Regions from separate parts of the Homo sapiens genome. Here region 1 is linked to region 2. Evidence: chromatin loops called from intact Hi-C (ENCODE). Cell type or tissue: CD14-positive monocyte. All regions are shown on one strand. Links, peaks and the distances in the headings refer to the core of each region. The heading gives the core; the rest is flanking DNA.

Region 1 (9,249 bases), core at 2,943-5,442, 380 kb before region 2:
TACTCAGCTGCTTACATGTTCCCCTCCAGTGACGGCACAGGGGATGGCCTCTCCTAAAACAACCCTAGGAGGATGGCCTCACAGATGAGGGAAGTGGGGAGAGCAGAGCATCTCCTGGCTAGGGACCTCTGAGTTATGCAGCAAGCATCAACCATTTGCAACAAAAAAAACCATGAGAAACATACACTTATTCACAATGCTGGTAGGAATGCAAAATTGTATCATTGCAATGCAGTGGGGATGGGGAATATCTAACAATTTATGTATGGATCTGCTTTTCAAACCAGTTACCCTATTTCTAGGGAGTTCACCTGAAGAAGCACCTCTGGCAATATGAAAACACATGTCCACGAAGTTATTCATTACAACACTGTTTATCACTGCAGAATATTGGAAACCACCTACATGCCCAAGCATAGGAGAGTAGCTGAATGAATTATGGTACCTCTACACAATGGAATGCTGCTGTAACAAAAGAATGAGGAAGATCTCCATGGCCTGATAAGAAGTGCTTTGCAGGACATTCTGTCAAGCGAAAAAAGCAAATTGCAGAAGAGCATATAGAGTATGCTATCGGTTGTGTAAGAAGGAATGATGAAACATACACATAGCTATTTATCTTTACACACACACACGAAGGATAAACCAGGAAGAAATGAAGTTGGTTACCCGTAAGAGGTGAGAGGAAAATAAGGTGGAAGGAATATAGGAGGGAGTGACCCTTCTCTGAAATGTCTTTATAACGAGGTTTGACTTTTGAAAGCACGTTAATATTCTAAATGTTCAAAAAATAAAATTAAACAGGAAAACAAACTAAAGCAAATTAACCTAATTGTATTTCAAATGAATATTATAATTATACTGAAGGGGAAGGAAAGAAGGAAGGAAGGAAATGTGAGAGGGAGGGAAACAGGGAAGGAGGGGGTAATAAATGAAAGGACTAACTCTAGTAATTTACGTATATTTTACTATATACCCATAGTCTTTAACAGGGTTGGAGGATGGGAACTGCAAACAAATCCTGAATTCATTTTAGTAGAACTGTTTTTTGTAGTGGTATGGCTGATGCAATTGTAAGACTATGTTAAATATATTATACTGTTATAATGTATATAGATATATCAAATTATTATATTAAGCAAATGAGTAAATGTGTTAATGTTGGGAGCCAGTATTCTCACTGTGGAAGAAGGGACATGCAAATGGGAAAAGCAAAAAAGAACCTGGAATTAGGAGTGGTGGTGTAAATGCATGATTTCTAAAATATGCATAATTATGTGCATATATGGGCATATGTGTATGTCTGTGTGTACACATGCACACATTTTTCTAGTTCTATCCACTGAAAGAGCCTAAAAGCAAAGACACACAAGTAGCACCTAGCTCCTAGATCTTTGGTCTCTAATACCATTCCATGCTAAAAGGAAGCAGTGCTCTCCAGAGAAATGACTTATTCCCGGAGAGGAGCAGAATATGTACAACGTGAGCCCTGAATATCTTATTATGCCAGACACAGAGTGTTTTTAAAAAATCAGCATGTCCCAAGGGAGATGAAAAGGGCTCCCACTAGTCAACTTCAGAATAATTTAAGCACCCAAATATTAAGTACAGTAACAAGTTATAAACCATCAGAAAATAGAAATTAATGAGTCCTTACTGATAATAGATAATAGGTAGATGATAGATAGATAATAGGTAGATGATGATAGATAGTTTTAATTTTTAAATGGGGAAGTATATTCTTTAAAAATGGCAACACCATTAAAGATAAAGAAAGGCTGTAGAGGCCAGGCATGGTGGCTCACGCCTGTAATCCCAGCACTTTGGGAGGCTGAGGCGGGAGGATCTCTTGAGGCCAGTAGATTGAAACCAACCTGGGAAATATAGCGAGACCACATGTCAATGAAAAATAAAATTTTGGCTGGGCACGGTGGCTCATGCCTGTAATCCCAACACTTTGGGAGGCTGAGGCAGGTGGATCACCTGAGGTCGGGAGTTCAAGACCGGCCTGGCCAATGTGGCAAAACCCCGTCTCTACTAAAACTACAAAAATTAGCTGGACATGGTGGTGGGCACCCGCAATCCCAGCTACTCAGGAGGCTTAGGCAGGAGAATCTCTTGAACCCAGGAGGCAGAGGTTGCAGTGAGCCAAGATAGCACCACTACACTCCAGCCTGGGTGACAGAGCGAGACTCCATCTCAAAAAAAAAAAATTATTTGAAAAAAGAAAACTTTTACAAATTAGATGAGTGTAGTGGTGCATGCCTGTGGTCCCAGCTACTCAGGAGGCTGAGGCAGGAGGATCTCTTGAGCTCAGAAGTTGGAGGCTGCAATGTGCTGTGATCGCACCACTGCACTCCAGCCCAGCTGACAGAGCAAGACCCTATCTCTAAATTTTAAAAAAAAATTAAAAAGATGAATTTTAAACAAGAAAGACTGTGGGAAAGTTTCAGATTAAAAGAGAGTAAAGAGGACACAAAATCCAGTATCTGACTAGAGACTGGATCCTGTACTGGATGGGGGAATAGGCTATAAAGGATTTTATTGTGCCAATTGACAAAGTTGGAATATGGATGATAGAGCACATAAAAGTATTTTATCCCTGGACATTTATGAAGGTGATAACTGTGGGTATGTAAGAGAATATCTCTGTTCTTAGGAAATACATACTGATGTATTTAGGGGTAAAGAGCCATGAAGTTTGTAATTTACTATCAAATGGAGGGAAGGAAGGAGAGAGGGAGGGGGAGACAGAAGGGGGAGAGAGAGCACAAATGATAAAGTAAATGAGAACAAATATTAACACTAGGTGAATCTGAATAAAGGGCATACGGGTGTTCTTTGTACTCTTTATTTTTGCAACTTTTTTAAATTTGAAATTATTTCCAAATAAACTGTTTCAAAATGTTATTATAGAAAAAACAAAGTAGCCCTCAGAAAATGTTTTTCCCCTAAACTCCCATCAACCACTTGGGAGTGCTCACTTCCCACACCCTTGGCAACATTGATTAGAATCACACTTGAAAAGTTTTAACAGGCTTATGAGTAAGGGACTGCCTTTATTACTAGTGAGATTGAACATCTTTTCATATCATGATTGACCTTTTATATTTCTTCCTCTGCAAACTGATTATCCAAATCTTTCTCCTGTTTTTTTCTATTGAAGTATTTTTTCTTATTGATTTGTAGAAACTCTTTATATATTGTATATATTATACAAGGATTTTATGTGATAATTACTTAAAAGGATTAGCACAGGGAAGGATACAGAATAATTACTCAGAAGAAGGATGATTTGAGCATTGTTACTTTAATAATGAGGTGGGGGTGGTAATATTTAAATACTTAAATGTAAATAACACTGTAACGTAGTACTCAAGAACATGGGCTTTAGGGTTAAGCAGAGACTGGGTTCAAATCCCAGCTCCATGGGTGCCACTGGCCATGTTGTTACGCTCCCTGAGCCTCAGCTCCCCTACTCATAAATCTTATCTAAAAGTTGTAATGAAGAGCCCATGACATTCTATCTGCAAAGGATATACAATACTTAGTACACAGAAAGCACTTTCTAAATGCTATTATTAATTTTGCTACCAGAGAGCCTCCCTGCTGCTTCCCAAGGGTAATCCTTACCAGAGACAAGTAGCATAGCATGATGGCAACTGTTTTCACCAGAAGAGATGAGATGCAGGGTGTAGATGCCATTGTCAGATGCACGCACATCAATAATGATCAGGGAGCCATCAGCTCTGCCTGTTTCCCTGCCAGTGTGGGCTGGTCCTAGGGTGTAGCCATGGCTGAAGAAGTTAAAATTGAGGATCCGGGTAACCTGATTGGTGGTTGCTCCTCGGAGCCAATTGTAGGAGATGAGATTCTGAGGGATCCCCTGGACAGACAGGGTGACGTTGCCCCCTCGACGGCCCAGGGAGGGATGGATGTGATCGTCAGCTGAGCAGACACCTGCTTCTTGCAGAGGCTCAGGAAGAAGGCAAAGGGAGGAAGCAAAGAGCACTATCACAGAGGCCACTTAGCAGCATTCGACAGTAGACTCAGCCACTGCTAGAGTCTCACTCATCGGAGTTAAACTGTGGGAGTGGGAAGAGCATGTGCAAAGGCCCTGAGGCAGGAGGAAGATCATTGTTTTTGAGGGAAAAGCAGGGAAGCCAGTGTGGTTGGAGTTGAGTAAGTGAAAATGAAAGAGGTAAGAGATAAAGTCAGAGAGGTAAGAGAGACAGATCACACTTACAACTGGCATTGACATTTTTGGCAAGACAATTATTCATCTTGTGGATCCGTCCTGTGCATTGCAAGGAGTTTTTAACACCACTTGCTCTCCCTACTACAACAGCAGCAGCTCCTTCCAGGCATTGAGACAACCAGAGAACATTCCCACACATTGTCAAATACCCGCTAGGGGGCAGTATTAGCTCTGGTTTGGAACATCATGCAGGCTCTTGCAGATAATTATACGAGTTTTTTTGTTTTTGTTTTAGTTTTTGTTTTTGTTTTTTTGCCACAGAGTCTCGCTCTGTCACTCAGGCTGGAGTGTGCCAGCTTGATCATGGTTTACTGCAACCTCCGCCTCCCGGGTTCAAGTGATTGTCGTGCCTCAGCCTCCCGAGTAGCTGGGACCACAGGCATGCGCCACCATGCCCAGCTAATGTTTATATTTTTTTTGTAGAGTCAGGGTTTTGCCACGTTGACCAGACTGGTCTTGAACTCCTGGGCTCAAGTGATCCTTGTGCCTTGGCTTCCCAAAGTGCTGGGATTATAGGCATGAGCCACCGCACCAGCCTGTAAGGACTTTTCGTTGTATTCTGAGGGAGTCAGAGAACCACTGGAGAGTTTTGAGTTAAAGATTAACACGATGTACCTTATATTCTGATCATTCTGGCTGCAGATTGCATTGATTTTGGAGCTCAAGGGTAGAGTTGCAACATTGCTCAGCTCCACGAAGTGAGCTGCCATTCACATTGTAGTTAATGCAAATGCTACTTCCAGCAACTGTGCAGTGCACAACCCATACAGCTATATGTGGTGACCCCAGGCAAGGCAGAAGCAGGAGACACCATTTAGGAGGTGACTGCAACAATCCAGGTGAGAGATATCAGTGGGGAAGAAAATCAGAAATTATGATCCGTAACTGTTACCTGCAAGACAGAGCCATGTCCAAAGCCCACCACCTCTGCAGGGACCTTCCAAGGGGCCAGCCCTGTTTCTTTGATGCCTCACCAGTCTAGCTGTCCTTCTGCCTCCTCCCAGCTGGAGGCCAGGCCTAGGGGAAGTTCAATAGTGTCTGAAAAGCCCCGCCCTCTATAGGGTCTTTGGTTTTACCTCCTCTCAGAAGACAGCCCATCAGTACTGCTCCCTGGATCCCACTCCCATTCACCCCAGATTCCACACTGAGAGTTTGGGGCAGGGTCCACTGGCACCAGTTTGGGTCTTACCAATTCTACAGATTCCTCCAGGCTCTGCCATCACAGAAGGTCCAGCCCCAGTGCTGCTTTGGCCAGAAAGAATGCTTGGCACTGCATTTGCTGACAAGGAGTGTGGCCTGTGTTTATCCCAGAGGTGGGTGAGGCAGCCTCTGCTGGTTCCAGAGGTCCCCTCTGCCACCTGAGGCGCCAGCCATGCAGTGCTGGTCCTAGGTGGGGTTACAGAGGTATTGACACCAGCCTGGTCTCTGGGTTAATTTTTGTTAAGGGCCTGCGACCCAGTGTGGAGGGGTTGATATTGCGCAGCCTTGAAGGACGTGGACATGAGCTTATCAGAACAAGTGATAGCAAGATAAAAGATCAAAGTAGGCTCTTTGCCTCAGATTCTGCATGGCAGCAATTTCCACCAGCAGGGTCCAAAGACCCAAAATGAACAAGGAAAGCAACCTCCTGAAGGGACACTTGGTAATCACCTTGATCTTTGGTTTTCAAAGTCTGCAGTCCACTTGGAAAGCAAGGTACAGGGGCAGAGAGAGTTGACAAATATGTACTGCTTGATGAATATGGAAGAAACAAAGAAAACAGAAGTTTGAAAACCACCGACCTAGAATTTTTAAATGACGACACCCAGTGCTAGCGATCTCTGGAGAACAGTTTTGCAAGATGCATCCAAAAACATACACATGTACACTCTCTTTGACCCCACCGTTCCTCTTACATTTATCTTAAGATAATCATTATAGATATGTGAACATATTTACTTCTGGGATAATCATGACAGCATTGTTTATAGCAGGAAATAAAGTGGAAACAACATATATTCTGTCTGCAGAGAAACAGAAGCAATCTATTCTCTCTCTCTGTGTGTATATATACGTGTGTGTGTGTGTGTGTGTGTGTGTGTAAAATACAACAACAAAACTGTTCACCAATGATCAGGTGCTGTCCTGTTACATGGTGAACGCATTTTATCTTTCCCACAGTCCTAGAAGTTAGATACAACTATCATCATCTCCATTTATCATATGGAGAAGTTGAGACACAGAATCACTGGCCCAAAGTCACATGGATGATAAGAGGCAGAACCAGGATTTGAACCTTTGCAGGCTGGATCCACTGTTCATGGTCCTTCCCATTCCACTGTTTTACCTCTCAAATTTGGAAACATTATTCTACCTGCCAGTTGTTCAGCAGTTACTATCGCCAGGCATACACTGAATTATCTCAGTTAATTCTCACTCCATGAAGCAGGATCTCTTGCTGTCCCCATTTTATAGATAGAAAAACTGACGCTCAGAGAAGAAGAGTCATTTGTTCAAGTCATACAGTTAGTAAATGACAGAGCCAGTTACGCTGCAAGTTACCCAGATTTCAAGGATAAGCGGTATGTAGTAAAAATACATCATGCTATGAGAATTAGAGATGTTCTTCTGAAGATCTGATGTTTCATCTGTGATCTAAAGGATGGGTCAGAATTAAGTAGACAAAGACAGTGAGGAAGAGTGTAATGACTGGAGCTCCAGCAGCCATTCTGAATGACGAACTGACTTAAGGAAGGAAGCTATGTCTGATATAATGGAACAGAAACATAGAAGGAGCTTGCGTGGAACAGGAATCAAAAGAAATTAAAGACTGTCTAAGCAAAAACTCAGTTGTATGTAAGAAAACCCAATTCCCCTTGAGGAAGAGAAACAGCTGGAGTCCTTTAAAATTAACTGCCTGTTTTTCTGTCTGTGGCTAGTGAGCCTTATCGCTCCCTTTCCCAGGCATTGTGAAGACTCTTTCTCTAGCTGTGCAGCTGCAAGGTCATTAGACAGATAATCTCAAGTCGTAAAACATATTATTCCTTGAAAAGTAAGAAATAATGTAATGCATGTCTTAACTGAATAACTGTTTTTAATTCTTGCTTCTGTAATACGCTTCCCCCTGCACAGAACTCCCCCCACCCCACGAAATGCTTAAAAGGTAGCTTGACTCTTTGTTCGGGGCTCAGTCCTTTGGATGTTAATCTGACTGGGTCGGTGCACCTAAATAATTAAATAATTCCTCCTCAACCCCTTGGTCCCTCTGATTCCTTAATTATCCCACAGCATGGGTACCTGGTGACCATGAAGTCACCAGACCACACTGAGATGTCTGTATCAGTTACTTATCACCATGTAACAAACCTCTCTAAAACCTAGGAACTTCGAGAGACAGACAAAAATGCACAAGACTTGTTGTGGCCTGGGCTCAGGACTGCCACTTTATTATTTCTACCTCATTGTTTTGGTCAAAGCAAGTCATGAGGTCAACCAAGATTCAAGGGTACAGGAAAACAGGCTCCACCTGTTTGTGGGAGAAGCTGTAAAGTCACATTACAAGGTGCTTCGATACAGAGAGTAGAGAATCGGAGCCGTGTCTGTGATCAACCAACCACAACTTATTTTACATGAGAGAGAACTACACTCCTTTATTAACTAAACCACTGTTATTTGAGTTTCTATTTTATGCAGCTGAACCAAATCCCCACCTGACATAAAGAGTGTTGCAAATGGAGAGAAGAGTGTAAGCAAAGGCCCGGTGGTGGGAGGCTCATGACACTTCAAATCACTGAAATAAGTGAGGGGGTGGATTTCGGGGTGAGAAGATAAAGTCAGGCAACTGCTGCCCACCAGCACGGTGTTTCCTGCTCTTCCCAAGAGAGACTCACACATTTGACAACAGTTGTTACCCACGCATCAGGTGGGTTCAGACACTTGGCAGGTATCAACCCAATGACTGCAACCAAAGAGGATTTAGCATGGGGATTTTATTACTTGCAACAAGTAAAGAGCACACTAGGGATAGTTCCCAAAGCAGTAACCTCTCTGAGCTGGGGTGCCGCGGACCTATTGGACTGAACAAAGTGGGGCAAACATGGGAATAAAAGACAAGAGACAAAGAAGTATATTTGGAAGAAAGGGTCAGGGGGCACCTTGCCTCTAGTGGACAAGCGCCCTGAGCTTTACACGGCCCTCCATATTTATTAGGCAAAAGAGATAGTGAGAAAGTGGGGAGTGATTGTCGAGTAATTGTCAGTCGGGCGTTTGGTTCACAGCAGGCTTTCGAGATTGCATCCTTTGAGCAATAGGCGCTAATATTCTCAGTAGATAACTTCAAGGAGCCCGGAGCCCGGGAATGATGTCCCTCAGCAAACCTTTTGGTGGCAGGGCAGTGTGAGTTTGCCCACATCCTGCATTCATGATAAACAGTTTGTTATTTGATCATATAGCCTCCAGCGGAATGCTGAGTTGGTCACGATCCCTTTGGCCTTTTCGGCTCCCAACACTGGGGGCAGGGTCAGGATTTTTATAAGCATAGGGTAAGGAGGCATGATGTGATTGGATCTTGCAATGAGGTGATGCCAGGAGGCATGATCTGACTGGATCCTGCCATGATGGGGTGATGCCAGGGCTTGATCTGATTGGCTCCTGGATCCTGCCATGTTATGTCTGCTTCTTAATTCTGTCCCTGCTCCTTGGTCCAAATGCTTAGGTTCCCCTGTGGTTGCGTACTTGGTTCACCTGGGCATGCTCAGTTTATGTGACCTGAGGGTCCATGGCAACCTAAAAACAACTTACAACTTTGTTACATAAAAGTTGAACCAGATTGTACTGCTACATAATCACACTGTAACTCCTGGAGCAGGATCTGGTTCAACCTGCATTTATTAAACACATGATGGGTGGTGGATCTAATGCTGCAGGAGTTAGGGATGAAGGCGGGGTTCCAAGTGTTAAGAATTTCCTGGCCGGGCGCAGTGGCTCACGCCTGTAATTCCAGCACTTTGGGA
Region 2 (4,461 bases), core at 900-3,399:
GAGACTAATCTTTATTGAAGTCCGGCTTTCTCTCTTTTATTTTTTTATTTTTTGAGACAGGGTTTCACTCTGTCACCCAGGCTGGACAGCAGTGGTGCAATCTCGGCTCACTGCACCCTCCGCCTCCCAGGTTCCAGCGATTCTGTGTGCCTCAGCCTCTGGAGTAGCTGGGATTATGGGCATGTGCCACTGTGCACGGCTAATGTTTGTATTTTTAGTAGGGTTTTGCCAGTTGGCTAGGCTGGTCTCAAACTTCTGACCTCAAGTGATCCACCCGCCTCAGCCTCCCAAAGTACTGGGGTGACAGGCATGAGCCACCGCGCCATGCCAAAATCCAGCCTTCTCATTTGTAAAATAACAAATCATAGACACAGCTAGTCCACAGTGGCCTCTGACAGTCTCCAGTTGTTAACGGTGAATGGTGTCCAGGTTTTTGGCGTCCTGAACAAAGAACTGGACAAAACGCACAAACAAAGCAAGGAAGGAATGAAGGGATTTATTGAAAACGAACATACACTAAACAGTGTGGGAGCGGGCCCAAGCATATGGGTTCAAAAGCCCTGTTACAGAATTTTTGGGAGTTTAAATTCCCCCTAGAGGATTCCCCTTCCACTGGTTACTTCTGGTACACCCTATGTAAATGGAGAGGATGAAGAAAAGTTACAAAGTCATTTATGGCCTACCGGAGAGGATGTTTCCTGTTATAGCTGAAGTGAATTGGCCTTATGTTCCCTGCCTCCCTATTTTCCTGCCTTACAGTTGCTGGACTGACACATTTTTTATTTTATTTATTTTGTTTTGAGATAAGGTCTTGCTCTGTCGCCCAGGCTGAAGTGCAGTGGTGAGATCTTGGCTTACTGTAGCCTTGACCTTTTGGGCTCAAGAGATCCTCCCATCTCAGCCTCCCAAGTAGTTGGGACTAGGGATGCCCACTGCCACACCTGGCTAATTTTTTGTATTTTTAGTAGAGACGGGGTTTCGTCAAGTTGCCTAGGCTAGTCTCCAATTCCTGGGCTCAAGCGATCTGCCCACCTTGCCCTTCCAAAGTGTTGGGATTACGGGTGTGAACCACCGCACCAGGCCTGGGCTGACACTTTAAACGTGCCATTGCAATCAGTGTATAATGGTCCCGTGGCAGAGGGAGAATGGTGCCCAAGTCAGTACTTCTTGGCTGGGACCCAAGAAGACAAACCTCTAGGGCCGGCGTGGTGGCTCACGCCTGTAATCCCAGCACTTTGGTTGGCTGAGGTGGGCAGATCATCTGAGGTCAGGAGTTCAAGACCAGCCTGGCCAACATGGTGAAACCTTGTCTCTAATAAAAACACAAAAATTAGCTAGGGGTGGCCCGCGCCTGTAATCCCAGTTACCTGGAGGCTGAGGCAGGAGAATTGCTTGTACCCTGGAGGCGGAGATAGTGCCACTGCACTCCAGCCTGGGCAGCAGAGTGAGACTCCGTCTCTAAAAAAAAAAAAGAAAAACTTATTAAAAAAAAATTGCAAGCAAAAAGCACAGAAGGCAGAAGGTGCAAATAAGCAGAGGCTCCATGGTCTGAAGGAGGCCAGTGCTGGGACCATGAATGAAGGGGGCTGGGGGCCAAGATTCCTGTATCCTGAGGGAGTCCAGGGTGGTACTGCTCCCCAAGTCCCATGGGTGGGGCTATTGGTCTCTGGGGATCCACTGCTTGTATTTCTCCTAATCTGCTTGGCATTAACCTCCTGCCAGGCTTTCAACACCCTTGGGGCAGTTTTCCCAGGTCCTGAGGCTGGGCAGCTGAGTCCAGTAAAAAACAGGGGCCCTGGAGAGGGACTGTGGGCAATGCCCCCGAGTCCCCGGGGCCTGGGAAGAACAGAGGCTGCCAAGTGCAGGGGGTGGTGGGGAGGGGAAGACCCTGGAGTAACAATCCCTGCTGTGTCCACTTGGTTCCCACGGACTCAAGCCAAGCCAAAGCACTGCCCGGACCAGTTCGGCTTCCAACCAATCCTGGTGCTGGCCTCAGACTCCTCCTTTCTTTCTCAGAACCCCATTCCCCTCAGGGCCCCCAGAGTCCAGGCCCCTAGATTCTTCTTCCCCTAGAACTCAGGAGTCTGGGACCCCCCAGTCCCTTCTCCTCAGGACCTAGAAGGTTGGATCCCCAGCCCCCTTTCTCCCTTAGAACCTGAAATCACAGCCCTTGATCAGTATTTTGCGCCCCCTAGTGGAGAGAAGAGTGGGTCTGTCCTGTGACTTACATACAGCAGGAATGGCAGAATTTTTTACTTATTATGATTTTTAATTTCTTTAGAGACAGGGTCTCACTCTGTCACCCAGGCTGGAGTGCAGTAATGTGATCACAGCTAATTGCAACCTCGAACGAACTCCTGGGCTCCGGCATCCCTCCCACCTCAGCCTCAGAGTAGCTGGACCACAGGTGGATGCCACCACACCACCTAATTTTGTTAATTTTTAGTAGAGCTAGGATCTCGCTATGTCACCAAGGCTGGTCTTAAACTCCTAGGCTCAAGCGATCCTTCTGCCTCAGCCTCCCAGAGTGCTAGGATTACAGGCATGAGCCACGAAGCCTGGACGGAATGGCAGAATTTATTTGGTCACTCCACAGAGCATAGGAAGGCTCTGCAGGGAACCTGCCTCCACAGGAGCCCTGTCCAAGGTCACACTTCTCATGAGAAGCTTAGACCTCATCATGCTCCAACACATTGGCCCTTGCAGTGTATGAGACTTGGAGAGCAGATTGCAGCAGTTTGTATTTATAGCTGAGAGCGCAGTTGGGGTTGCAGTGAGGCTGGAGAAAGTTTCAAAGCCCCTCACTTGCCTGGGCTTTCCATGGTCCTCTACCTAAATTTGTACAAGTCATTTTGTACTTTTTTTTTTTCAAGACAGAGTCTCCCTTTTCTTGCCCAGGCTGGAGTGCGATGGCATGATCTCGGCTCACCACAACCTCCGCTTCCCAGGTTCAAGCGATTCTCCTGCCTTGGCCTCCCAAGTAGCTGGGATTACAGGCATGTACCACCATGCCCAGCTAATTTTGTACTTTTAGTAGAGATGGGGTTTCTCCATTTTGGTCAGGCTGGTCTCGAACTCCCGACCTCAGGTGATCCACCAGCCTCTGCCTCCCAAAGTGCTGGGATTACAGTGTGAGCCACCACACCCAGCCAATTTTGTACTTTTTAAAAGAGGCCAGGCCAGGCGCGGTGGCTCATGCCTGTACTCCCAGCACTTTGGGAGACAGAGGCAGGCGGATCACGAGGTCAGGAGATCAAGACCATCCTGGCTAACACGGTGAAACCCCGTCTCTACTAAAAATACAAAAAATTAGCTGGGCGTGGTGGTGGGCGCCTGTAGTCCCAGCTACTCCGGAGGCTGAGACAGGAGAATGGTGTGAACCCAGGAGGCGGAGCTTGCATTGAGCTGAGATCATGCCACTGCACTCCAGCCTGGGTGACAGAGCAAGACTCCATCTCAAAAAAAAAAAAAAAAAGAGGCCCACAAAACACATAAGCTTCAGACCCCACAAAGTCTCTCCTCAATCCCTGTCTTAGTCTATTCACTTCATCCCTGGACTTAAAAGACTGGGCCTACACATTCAAAGAATCGTTATTAACACCATTATTGTCTGTAACAGTGAGGATGAGGCACTGAGTTTTCTTTTTCTTTTCTTTCTTCTTTTTTGGAGGTGGAGTCTTGCTCTGTTGCCCAGGCCGGAATTCAGTGGCATGATCTTGGCTCACTGCAACCTCTGCCTCCCGGGTTCAAGCAATTCTCCTGCCTCAGCCTCCCGAGTAGCTGGAGTTACAGACGTCCGCCACCATGCCCGGCTAATTTTTGTATTTTTAGTAGAGACGGGGTTTCACAATGTTGGCCAGGCTGGTCTTGAACTCCCGACCTCAGGTGATCCGCCTGCCTCGGCCTCCCAAAGTGCTGGGATTACAGGCGTGAGCCACCGCGCCTGGCTGAGGAGCGAAGTTTTCTAAGGTTCCTTCTTGTCCTGTGTTAGCCCTCAGAGAGGTAAGTCACTCACCTTCTGCACCTAGAGAGCCTCATCCCCAGGGCAATCATCCCCAGGGCAGTGCTGGAGATACAGCAGTGACCACAACAGTCCCAGGTCAGCCTGCCCAGTTGGGGAGACACACCCATCCCTGACAGTGATGACACAAAGTGAGCAGGGATGGGGTGGAGGAGCTGAGGGGGCAAGGGAGGATAGGAAAAGGGCTCAGAGAGAGTTTCCTAGAGCGAGAGCTACTGTTACAGGGCTGAGACCTAGAGGAAAGTGGAGGAAACCGATAATAAAATGATAATTATATATTCAGAATATCCCAATGCAAAGCTTACTCTTTTTCCAGGTAATATATAAGGTTCATAATCACAGCGCTCCAAATATTGACCACTTAAGCATGAGGCCCAGGGCCTGATGTTTTCCATTCGCCATCTAACTACGTCTTCCCAATAACACAGCGGGGCAAAACG

The links. Hi-C counts contacts between places; a loop is a spot of excess contacts. Peaks named below come from ENCODE experiments on the same cell type or tissue, not always from the same donor. Only the 100,000 strongest peaks of a DNase experiment are listed, where the experiment ranks them.
Region 1: it touches region 2 in a loop (7-fold over the local background); 7 of 110 quality-filtered maps call a loop at or near these places.

What each region holds. Positions count from the first base shown.
Region 1 is chr19:44,566,652-44,575,900 of GRCh38, forward strand. No RefSeq gene overlaps it. Among named protein-coding and RNA genes, the nearest start is that of CEACAM20, 42 kb to the left of the region's middle. RefSeq lists a silencer at 399-599. In CD14-positive monocyte, for the core only: CTCF peaks have their summits at 4,420 (motif pointing right) and 4,622; a DNase peak (open chromatin) is centred at 4,400.
Region 2 is chr19:44,949,569-44,954,029 of GRCh38, forward strand. No RefSeq gene overlaps it. Among named protein-coding and RNA genes, the nearest start is that of CLPTM1, 3.6 kb to the right of the region's middle. In CD14-positive monocyte, for the core only: CTCF peaks have their summits at 2,184 (motif pointing left) and 2,385; a DNase peak (open chromatin) is centred at 2,173; H3K27ac peaks cover 885 bases.